Linked DNA regions of Homo sapiens: all the other regions are linked to region 3. Evidence: read pairs that join two places in POLR2A ChIA-PET (ENCODE). Cell type or tissue: GM12878. All regions are shown on one strand.

Region 1 (4,000 bases), 180 kb before region 3:
CGTCTGACTTTCCTACTAGATAGCCTTAGAGAGCAGGGGCCACATCTTAAGTTTTATTATTGACACTGCGTCAGGAATATAGTACACCCTCAATAAAATGTTTGTGAGTGAATAACTAAATGAGTGAATGAAAATAGGGTTCCTTCATCTCGGATATAACTTAGAATTGAGAATAAAAGAGCCCTGAGTTTAAGGATTTTCTTGTTCTCATTTTATAAGAGGCACAGCTGAATCCTTGATGAAATGATTTGCCCTGGAGCGGGACAGAACTAAGGTGGGAAATAACTCAGGCTTTCTGGCACTGGTCTAATTATTTTTGTACTCACAAACAACTCAAGATACAGACTAGAGGTATTAGTTAAAGGTGCGAATCTATCTGGGCATTAGAGAGGCCAGGTAAATCGTGGGTGCAGATGTGACTTGGAAGAAATTGGGCCTCTGGCTTTTCTAGGCTGGCAGGCAATATGCACAGTCCGGGACATAACTGTACTGGGGATGATGGGGCAGTTGACTCAAGTGGAGAGGAATGAGAACTGAGATCAATGAGGTGTTATGAGTGTGTGTGTGGGGGTGGGGGTGGGGGGTGTTAGGAGAGAGGGATAGAGAATAGAAAGCGAAGGAGGAAGATTTGTGAGACTCAGAAAGGAAAGGAGACAAAGGAGAAATAGAGGCACTTTGAGAGGCCAAGGCAGGAGGATTGCTTGAGCCGCGCAGTTTGAGGCCAGCCTGGGCAACATGATGAAGCCCCATCTCTACGAAAACCTTAAGAAATTAGTCAGGCATGGTGGCTTGTATCTGTGTGGTCCCAGCTACTCAGGAGGCTGATGTGGGAGGATCGCCTGAGACCAGGAGGTGGAGGCTGCAGTGAGCCGAGATGGTGCCACTCCACTCCAGTCTGGGCAACAGAGCCAGAACTTGTCTCAACCCCCAAAACAAAAAGCTTTTTAAAAATATTTTTTTCTGATATCTTTGTAAGCACATTTTGCTCCCAAATGTGCTCTGAGGAACTCTAGTCAATAGGTATTTCCCCAGAATAGGGGCCTAGGTCAAAAAAATATGGAGAAAACAAATGTGAAGGTAATCAAAGTGAAGTCACTTTCTCTGCTGCAGATTGTGTCACAGCCTTTAATAGAGTGATATATATTACAGATCTCCAAGAGAAGGTGATGGTACAAATTAATTCCTGACTCTAGTTGTTCAGATTTTGAGGGGCACTCGGGTTCCAAGGATGTGAAAAGAAAATGAAGCGGCATCCTAATTTTTAACATAAATTATATTTTTAAGCCTTTTATCAACTTAAAAATAGGCTTTCTTTCCATCTTTAGATTTCCCCAAGTCAGATTCAGAGATGAAGAACCACTTGTAGGGCTCTTGTTTATATCTAACCTGTTCATAAGTACCCCATGACTACCCCAAATATGACACCTTGACCCCTAAAATGTGCTGTGGCTGAAAAGGTTCTTTAGAACTTTTCTATCTCTTGCTGGGCGCAGTGGCTCACGCCTGTAATCCCAGCACTTTGGGAGGCCTAGGCGGGCGGATCACGAGGTCAGGAGTTCAAGCCCAGCCTGGCCAACATAGTGAAACCCTGTCTCTACTAAAAATACAAAAAATTAGCCAGGCATGGTGGCGGCGCCTGTACTCCCGGCTATTCGAGAGGCTGAGGCAGGAGAATGGCTTGAGCCCGGGAGGCGGAGGTTGCAGTGAGCTGAGATCGCGCCACTGCACTCCAGCCTGGGTGACAGAGCGCGACTCTGTCTCAAAAAAAAAAAAAAAAAAAGAACTTTTCTATCTCAAAGGTAATTTGATTATTAGGGAATTATATTAGGCTTAAATGTTTTCTCTACCTTTTCCTTTCCTTACTTTTCTCATATTTTTCCTACTCAATGAAATATTTTTAAAAAAAAGATCATTGGGTATTTTACTATGCCTAAAATGTCTGCTTCAAAATAGCTGTTTGAAACCGAAGAATAATCTTAAGAATAACGTGTGTGTGTGTGTGTGTGTATGTATATATACATATATATGCATACATATCACATATATACATATATATTTTCAATACCTTCTGGATGTTTCATTAATCAGAACTGTGACTGAGCTGTGTGTGGCCATCTAACTTTAGCATGTCTGTTACATGTGTTGGAGACACATGCATGTAGAAGGTAGGAGGAGGTAGGGACAATGTTAAGAGGAAGGAGAAATGAGAAGAGGAAAGAGACAGGAAAAGAGGAAGTGCTGCTTTGGATAATGTATAGCAATGTACATCAAACACTCCCAATCAATTCTACTTTCTTGTTTACAGAGCTTACAAGTACAAAATCAGCTTTTACTTATAACTGTGTTAAACACCACCTGCCTGCCCTCTGAACCTCGCTGTCCCGAGATGAGGTCAGCCCGGCGAAGGGCTCTGGTTCTATAAGCAATCCTGTCATTCAGGCTAACAGCAGTGATTCACTCACAGGAGGCAAAAATGACTCAATTGTTGGGCTTATTGACTCCAGGGAGCACAGCTACTCTATTATTACCATGGAGTGCAAACACCCTGAGCTCTGTTTTGGTCCACTTAAAATTACTATTTGCTGTGAAGAATTGGCAAAGCAATTCTTAAAATGATGGGGGTGAAAGTCAGGCAAGCGCCATTATGGGCTTTTCCTTCTGTTTAAGCAGAAGTAAGCAGTACAGGACTCGTTCTGAGCCTGACCCACTTATTTAACCTTTTATTCACTTTGTTGTATTAACATATATTAACTGGCTATATAAGCCCTAGGGGGGATAAAAAAACCTCATGACCAAATTATGGTTCCATTTTCATGGGTAACCTCTCCTTGGGTGGAAATTAAACCCCAATATAAATACATTTTAGGTGCACACAAAAGTGAGGAGGAATGCCAAAAACAAATGCTGGACAACAGTCCTGCAAAGACCACAGCAACCATGGAGTGGCTGGGTAAATTACACACAAGAGGAACTATTTGAAAAACCAAATACATTTAATTAAATAAGTTACAAAATTATTTTCCTATCTCTTATCTACTCCCCTTGGTTAATATCCATGACATACTGATGTTGCATAATTGCTCTTATGGAATGCTGCAGCTTAGAGCCGTAATGAGCTGCCTTTGCACAAAGGCAGCAAAAGTGGTTTCCCTACAGAGTTATCTTCTCAATTATTTATACTTGCAACACTTTCACATAATGGCAGTTTTAAAATCAAACAAACAAAGCAAACTGTACAATAAAGGAAGGAGGCAAGAAGGTGCAGGGACCTTTTCCTTTCTTTTTTGAACACCAGAAGGGATGGGCAAGCCACATAAAGTCAATGAATTTGGTTCCTGGAAAAGTCTCAGGGGCCTTGCAATGAGGCGACATCAAAGCATTTGGAGATTGCCACCTTGGTGAGAGATTAAACATGCTCTGCATACCTGCTTTGCTTTTAATCTGTCATATCTAAATATATGAAGGAATGCAAACTTTATTTCTTCTGTTTGTAAGTTTGTCTTTGAAAATTCCTAATCAGAAGACTTGCTACTCACCCCCCACTCCTGAAAAAAAAAAAAAAAAGAAAAAAAAGGTGCTAAACTGTCAAAGTGATGTCAGTGTAAACAGAAAATGGTGCTGTGTGTTGTACCCGTCCCTCAGGCTGTGGAAGGGCTTGAAGGTTTTTAATAGTGCTTGTTTCCACTGTCCGCACCTGCCTTTGGTTAATCACTCAAAAACTTATATACAGCAGAAGAAAAACTCCTTGGCAGTTATACCATATATGGACATACAAAATAACACAAAGGGTATATTTAAATTCTAAGGCAGAACTATACTGTTGTTTCTAATATTTAAATTTGGTATACATTTGGAATGAGCTGCTTACTGCTACCATCCAACTCAGACTTACTCGGTTCTTAGCGCCTAGCTCAGTCTCCTGTTTAGAGTGGATGCTCAATAAATGTTAGCTATGTGATGTTTTCAAGTTAATCCATAGATGTGGTTGCAGATTATATTT
Region 2 (4,000 bases), 230 kb before region 3:
CATATGTTCTACTCAAATATTATTTTTCAGATATCTTATAGGATCTAATATGTATAGCACTATACATATTAACATATATTCTGTATTTTGTAATTATTTGTCATTGTTACTATTTTTATTTAGGTTTAAATTACAAATATGATTCACAGGCTAGTCACAATCTTCATTTGGACTAAATGTGACAAGTATTCAAGTTTACCTTTGGCTTTATGAAGTGAATCTCACTAGCGATAATGAGTGAATTACCTTTCCATTACATCTTGAATCAACAGTTTTGCAAGCAATGAATGCAAAAATTAAGTTGTCTTTTTTTGGCAACAATTTAGCAAAGGCATATGTTCCGAAGTCAAATGACTTCGCTTCAAGTTGAAATTAAGAAATGTTTTGAAGCATACTCTTTTGATAATAATTTGCTTCAAAATAAGCATCATGCTTCTTTTTAATGCGACCCACATCCTTAACATGTGACTCAACAATATGGTAAATGAAAAAACAAAGTGCTCTCAAAAACAGCCTCCAAATACATTCCAGTTCATGGGATTTGGGTGCCTGTGTTTCTTTGTTATTTAGGTCCCCACTTTATAGCTGTCTATGCAGACCCCACCATTTTCTTCTTTGTTGCAATGATGACAAACGCTCTGAGAAAGAGGAGCTGGGCCTCTGCCAAGAACCTACTCTCCACTTCAGTATGTTTCAGCTTTCAAGACCTGATTGTTTTCTCCTTTCTCCCAGGGACTACTAGTTACCTCATTACCAGGAAGAATGACCCTTTGACAGCACAACTGCAATCCAGAATCTCCACCAAATTGTAACCTTAGAGATGCCGATGGCATCAAAAAACGAATCAAGATCGGAAGGTCAGAAAGACAAATGCATTAGTACATCTATAGCCTACAAGTTATTTGGCAGTTTTCTTGGCTTGCAAAAACCCATTTATAAAGTTTCTTTTGACGTATTTATTGCCTTTTTGCTTACAATCTTTAGACTGCCAGGATTCTTAATGTATAGGGGATTCCAGTGTTTGAGATTACTGCCTGGATTTGCAATCCATTTCATAAAATGTTGAACAAGAAACAACAGCTTCCTCCCTCTTCAAACAATCAGTATTACTATCTTACTCAGTTTTTACTACAGCAGAATACCAGTGAGATCAGCCATTTACTAAAAAATATTTCATAAAACAGCTCAAACTAAAAATGAAGTCAGATAAAAAGTAAACTAAAATAAATGGTGAGCTTGCTATTTAAGCTGCTTAACAACTTGAATTAATCTAACTTTAAACTTCGTCTTGCTATTATCTTAAGTTGATTGAATGTACTAGTTAGAGTTTTCTAAGATCCAGATAGACCAGTAACTAATTGCTTAATTTCTTCAAAGCAACTTGAACTTTTAATAAATAATCATAATAAGTTACAGCAACCATTTATTCTCTGCTATATGCTAGATATTTTACTTGACTTATTTTTAATCTTTACTGTAACACATCTAGGCAAAATATTAATATACCTATTTTACAAAAAAGGAAACACACTCAGCAATTTTTAGGGACCCAGGAGCCAGAATTCCATTTCTTCCAATTTCCTTCAATGTGTTCACGATGTATCAAGTAACTCGTTCATTTAGTCAAGCAACCATTTTAGCTGATTTAGTCACCGATTCAACTAATAACATTTACTCATTGTCTTAGATTTGGGAGGCATAGCTTGATAGCTGCAAGGATTATGTTAAATGTCAGTGAAATAATGGAATGTGGATTGGCTCATTTCATCTTAAAGATCCTGCTCACAGGGCACCAAACATTAAACTAGTTTTAATAATTAAATTGATAGACATTTCCTGGAGCAAGAAGCTGTGGCTACATTCTGTAAGTTTGTTGGGTAATACAAAACATTGTGTGGGTGTGCAAAAATCAAGCACACACTGCTAATGAAATCATTATGATCAAGGCTGAAGAGGCTTCACAAAAGAAAAACAAAGCGTCGTTGAGTTACTGATCTGTCCAAGAACAGGATTGAACCAAAGTGGGGTGACCATTCTGTGACCTTACTTACTGTACCTTTTGTTGACCACGAGTAGATAGACCAAAAAGCTACCCTGTGTTGAAGATGACATTCCTTGTCCCCATTTCCTAATGGCAAAATTTTTCACTCAAGTCATAGAACAAGAAGTCTAATGTTACCATTTAGGAATGGCATATCTCTTTAAGCCCTTCTCAGTGGCTTTTATGGCAATGAAGAAACCAAACAGCACATTTTCCTTGCCATCTTACACGCTGTTTTTAGTCTTTATCTGGCAGCATGCCTAGAGTATAAGGGTTTGTCTCTAGATAGATCTTTAAGTCTTTCTCCTTGCCATTTACCATCACTCAAATACTCTCATTATCAGTGGATATCTTAAACTCTGGGTTACACCTCCTTTTTATTCTACTTCCAGAAGTAGAGCTTCTAAAACTGGTGCTTCTATTAATTATACCACTCAGCTGATCATTTGTCTGTCCCTAAAGACGGAGTTGAAAAGACAACAATTTCGGAAAGAAAAGGAAAGGTAAATAATCCAAAGATAGTTTTTATGTACAAAACAGCATTACCTCTACTTAATATAGCATAAAATTTAATGCTCTACAAAGGAGTCTAAGTTCCTAAAAGTAAAATTATTTGCATATTTCAATATTAGATTCCTTATTTTGCTTACACAATTTTACACAGGCCTCTCAGATAGTTGCAGTGTCTTTAATCTCATGTTTTCCTTCATGATACTCTCTCTAACGAACATCCCATAAGTTTCTCACTCTGCAATATTTCCATTTCTAGTTCTTCCAATTTTTCTAAGGCACAAGTATAGAAAAAAATGCTTAAAGGAAACTTAATAAGAGTTACCATATTTCTGTTAAGTTTCCTGACGACATGTTAATGTATATATGGGGAAATAATTTATATAGATGAAAGGGAGAAATCATATATTTCCATTATCCTTGACAGTATCATGAAGGGCTTCAAGAAGTAAGTGGCATTTGAGTTGACTCTTAAACTTGGTTCAGTGGTGGACCAAGACATTCCTTGTTTAATAATAAGATGAGTAAAGTCACGGGAGAAGAAAAGTGAATGGGTTATCGGTGGCCTGCTGAGTTCTCTGGTGGGATTTGAGTATCAGTGTATCTGATATAACTATATCTGATATAACTCACTTTTTTGCTCAAACAAGCCTTAATCAACTAATCAATGCCTTGGTAAGATGGCATAATTCATCCAGTCTCTCCATCCAGTCTCACTCTTACATGTGCTACCTGAGCTGCTACAGCTTTACAGCCACAAATCAGTCACTATGTTGATATTCAACCACAGAACTTTCCAAAGTAAACCTAAATGAAAAGGTGAGCTGCCTCACTTTCTTCTAGTCTGGAAAGAGAGTTGGCCTTAGACACAAACACCTGGAGGCTAAGTGGCTGGCAGCCAGGAAGAGATGGCAGGAATGGAGACAGATGTCATCTGGGATGCCCATTCTGGGATTCACCCATGACAGTTCCCACTGCTTTTTCTTTTTCTAGCTCCTCCTCCTTCTTGTTCTCTCCCTAAGAGAAGAAAAAAGATTAAAGAAGATATTTGTCCATCTGAAAATAAACTAGCTTTTTCTCTCCACTACTGCTCCTACAGAGGTTCTGTAGGACACAGAAGCCAACTGCATCTAGTTTGATGGAATGTTATGCTGCTGAGCACACAGAGGAATACATTACAGAAAAATTCATTTTGCATGGTAAGAACTGGCCATGGGCTGTGTCCATTGAAGTGATGTGTCATAAATCTAGTGGCATGTGGCATTTCACATCATGGAATACTCCCCACATCATTGCCAGAATTTCTGGTGCAGCTAGCTTGAATATTTCCTGTCTACTCCATTCCTACTTCTAATGCCTGGTGACTGAAATGAGGTTCTCTATCACCTCTTACTTGAAACACTGCAAGAATATCTCAACTGATGATGATGGTGATGATGATAGCTAACT
Region 3 (4,000 bases):
TTTTTTTTTTTTTTTTTTTTAGCATCAGACTCACTAGATTGGTTCCAAAATAGGATTAGAAACAGAGAGAATAGAAAGAAATCTCCTTTCCTGGCCTGACATACACAGTCATTTCTTACTATACTCTCCATCCTCATTCACCAACTGTTAAAGTGTTAAAATTCAACCACTAACCTATGGTTACTCAATCATAATTCCCTTCAGCTTTCTGTAATACATTGTTAATAATTGGTTCATCAAGGTTACTGTCTTTTATTATGAAGATGCTTCAGGCATTTGGCAATAAGTCCCTATTCTGACAATAAGTTTCTATAGCAAAAGCCCTGAGAATTGTAATGTGTTTGTTCACCCCTTTTATTTCGAATGCAGTGCAAGATTGCCAATAATTCTCAGAATTGTCATCTCTGTGACATACTAGGAAATCAGCACTCACTCAATTCTCTTTCATTCAGTCCTCTCTCTCCAGACCAGTCCAGCTAACTGTCTTGCTTCTTTCTATCCCTGCTGCACTGATTACACAAAATTAAGAAAGCAGAAAACACAGTGGTGACTATATCAAACAGAATTTGCGAACACCCAAGTCACCAAATCCAGAAAACTTTACACATTAAGAGCACAAATCACTCTATCAACTCTGGTTTTTTGGCTCTCAACATAAATAGGAGGGGGTCCAAGAAAGGAGAAATGAAAATGAAGGGTATGGCAGAGAAAGCAAGAAAGAGAAGAAAAGACCCCAAAAGAGACGGAGTCATTTAAAAAGAAAACTAAATCAGTGGAGCTAGATGTTAAAACAAGGTTAAAATAATGCTTTGCCCAGTGGCCTTAAAAGATTGCTAAAGGCTAGCAGACTTACATGGTCAGCGAGATTTGTGGAGGAGCCTGAAAGTTCTTCATGATCTGACTTGGAGCTGCCGTCTCTTTCATCAATGACGAGGTCGATGGGCATTTTCCCCTTCAAACAGCTAATGTATCGGTGGCAGAAGTTATCGCACAGTTCGTGGACCTAGAACGAAGGTCATGGTGGAGGGTTTAGCTCATGTTGTTGTTGTTGTTGTTTTGTTTCATTTTTAGAAAGGAAAAATACCAGGTTGCAAGGTTACATTTGCAAAGAGCAACAGTGTGATGTCTTCCAAACTAACTCTAATTAAAGGGTGTAATAGTTGAAGGCAAGGAAACAATAGAGTAATTGTTGCAGCAGATATTATTCTCCAGAGACTTCTCTGAGCAACAAGTTACAATAGAGAGAGAAAGAAACAGGACTGGAAATAACTGGGTTCAGAGTGGGAGTCCAGGGAATTAAATCTGATTTGATAATAACATCAAAACATTACAACATTGGAGCTGGGGAGAGCATTAACGTTTGTGATTTTATAAGCTAGGGGTTTCGTATGTTTCCAGGGGAAAGTAATTGAGCTGCAGAGCAATGTAAAGACACCCAGCAAGGATGATTCACTCTGCCTGCACCTAATGCAAACCCAGGGCCGAGGGTGAGCTGAGCTAATAAAGATGCAAGCAGGCTGAGTGTCCAGTAACATAAATGGTTTGCTGCATTTCAAAATAATCCTGAATGCCTGAGGGGAATATTGGGGAGGAGGAGGCTACTTTAAAGGCAAGGCTGTCCTGATTCACCCACCCTCTGAGCCCCTGTGTTGAGAAGCGAGTTGAAGGATGGACATGGTTACATGCTCAAAATCTCCAGGTGCTCAATCCCTCACACTAGAGGTTTGTTAAAAACATCCCAACTCAACTAGGAGAGGGAAATGGTTTAATCAACACGGGGAGCGTTATTTCCTGCTTACCTTTTCTAACTCCAAAAGATGAAACCTTAGTACTTGTATTGCTTGTATCATCTGAAAGAAAAGTTCAGGGAATGGAGTTAGAGCTCTGTGACTCTGAGGTCCTGTCTTGGGGTTGGGAGTGGGGTGAGGATGGTGGTGAGAAAGTTGGGCTGGGGAGAAGAAACGGGCAGGTGGCCAGGAAAAACTTAAACATCAAGAAATAGTCAGAAAAATCAAGTGATTACTGATCATCTCTGCCTCATTGGCCACGGGGTAGGAATCTGACTCAACCTGAGCATAAGCATTAATATCTTTCCCCCTGATGTTCACTGTGCTATTTGTAAGACTGCTTTCCTCGGGCCAGGCCTTTTTTCTCCTCTTAGTCCTCTTTAAACATCCCCTCCCTCGACCTCAGGACAACTTTTTTTTTTTTCCTTAAAAAAAAAAAAAAAAAAAAAAGGTCCCTTCTCAGGATAGAAAAAGCTTTTTAGAACAGCATACCCAGCGAAATCCTTCCTCACTAAAGAAGGAAATACTCAAGATGAATGCTGAGGCAGGGCCTTTGAAAGCGGATTTAAGTACTTTTAATATTGAAATCGTGCAAATTAGCAAAAGAATCGCACCTAAAAGTGGCCTGCGCTGGCCTGCCCCTCACCGCCCCCCAGCCCCCACCCCCAGCCCGCCCTCAGCCGTGCCAGTGGTTACATCCTTCGGGTTAGCCGCCCGGGGCTCGGCCGCCTGCCCCGGCAAACAGAGGAAATAACTCACTTCTCGCAGTTTACTCCTGGGGCCGAGACCTGGGAAACATCCCCTGCTCGCGCTCTCGGCGCTCGGTCTCCCGTTTCGGCCTCCCTGGGCTTCGCTCCCCACCGCGTTCATCCTGCTCCTCGCTCGCCAGCTCCCGTGCGGGGGCTCTAAGCTGCTCCCTTCCTCCCTCTCTCCCTAGAGCTCCAAAAGAGGGTTCTGTTCTAACTCCCCAGAGCTCCAGCAGAAAGTGGGTGCTTCTGGGCATGGGAGAGGGCAAAGGCTGGGGAAAAACAAGGAACAGAGAGCCTTACCAAATTGTCCAGCTCTGGATTTGAGGAAAAAAGTGGCTTTTCGGCGCGAACCTGTAAGAAACAGAGAGTCAACTTGAACGATCACCCCATTTAAAATAAGAAAGCTGAAATGTGAGAATGGGTACGGTGGAGGGCAATGGCGGAGAAGAGGAAAGGGGCTTTGGCAAAATACAAGAAAGAAACTGGTGCCTTAAATTAGTGGAGTCCCTGAAGAAGAATCAGGGCATTCTGGTCCTGGCCCCATTAAGGGGGACCTGGTACGACTAAGCTGTAGCCAGGAACTCAGGGTCGTTCTCAGGGCCTCGAGTTCCATATCCAGCAGTCCAAGAGGCTGTGGCTCTCCACTGCTGCCTGGGACCGCTCGGAGAGGCGCCCAGCTTCCTTGCCTCCCGGGCACTCCCGGGTCCCTCACAGCCCCTCTCCCCAATTCTTGTTCAAGTAGCTGGAGGCGGGGGAAAAAGGCCAAGCCCCAGATTAGGAGCAGGTCAACTTTAATTCGAGGGTCGACCCCTGTATTCCTGCTGGGGGGGAAAACAAACACCCATATTTATCTCCACTTCCAATTCGCCCCCAGGCTCAGGGATGGGGAGGAGGCGTAGAGAGCGGACTGGGCCAGAGGAACAGATAGGGTGTCCCTGGCCTTTCCTCCTTTCAAGTAAAGCTCCGAGGAAAGGGGAGGGGTAGTGAGGGACTGCCCGAAGTTGAGTGGATCAAGAAGGCTGGACCTGCTTGGCGAAGACCGCGATGTCCTCGTTGAAGGAGTCGGAGGAGCAGACGTCTCCGCCAGCCACTCCAGGTTCCCGGGGAGTGCAGGTCGCCAGCTCGCACTTCTCAAAGACCAGAGCTAACAGAGGAAACAACGGGTGCCTAACGGGCAGCGCCACGCAGAGACACACACACAGAGACGGGGTGCAGAGGGGAAGGAGCAAGAACTGTAATCAACAAGTTTGGAGGGTGTGGAGTCCTTCTTTAATACAACAGGCACGCACCACACTTTACAACCCTTCCTCCATCAGGCGAGCCTAAGCCAGAAACAGAAAGGGAAAAGGGCCTGGCCCTCTCCCGCAGCTCAGAGGTCCCTCAGATCTGGCCAGAGAAGACCCCGGCCACTGCAGCCCGACAAATAAAAACAGCCTCAGTTGGAACGTAATGAAACATCCGAGA

What was found. ChIA-PET counts read pairs that join two places held together with the same protein. Peaks named below come from ENCODE experiments on the same cell type or tissue, not always from the same donor. Only the 100,000 strongest peaks of a DNase experiment are listed, where the experiment ranks them.
Region 1: POLR2A ChIA-PET joins it to region 3 with 12 read pairs; 10 of 35 experiments call an interaction of 5 or more read pairs at or near these places.
Region 2: POLR2A ChIA-PET joins it to region 3 with 6 read pairs; 4 of 35 experiments call an interaction of 5 or more read pairs at or near these places.

What each region holds. Positions count from the first base shown.
Region 1 is chr15:36,909,284-36,913,283 of GRCh38, forward strand. The region is part of intron 9 of MEIS2 (Meis homeobox 2); the gene reads right to left. Among named protein-coding and RNA genes, the nearest start is that of MIR8063, 62 kb to the right of the region's middle. In GM12878, no CTCF peak of the experiment used is centred here; no DNase peak of the experiment used is centred here.
Region 2 is chr15:36,863,079-36,867,078 of GRCh38, forward strand. It overlaps LOC145845 (a long non-coding RNA gene), which reads right to left. Exons shown (of 7, transcript NR_024264.1): 7 at 1,365-3,568. Among named protein-coding and RNA genes, the nearest start is that of MIR8063, 110 kb to the right of the region's middle. In GM12878, no CTCF peak of the experiment used is centred here; no DNase peak of the experiment used is centred here.
Region 3 is chr15:37,092,728-37,096,727 of GRCh38, forward strand. It overlaps MEIS2 (Meis homeobox 2), which reads right to left. Exons shown (of 12, transcript NM_170675.5): 3 at 3,562-3,703; 4 at 2,837-2,887; 5 at 1,800-1,850; 6 at 854-1,003. Among named protein-coding and RNA genes, the nearest start is that of MEIS2, 5.8 kb to the right of the region's middle. RefSeq lists an enhancer at 2,013-2,874. In GM12878, no CTCF peak of the experiment used is centred here; no DNase peak of the experiment used is centred here; H3K4me3 peaks cover 1,471 bases; H3K27ac peaks cover 764 bases.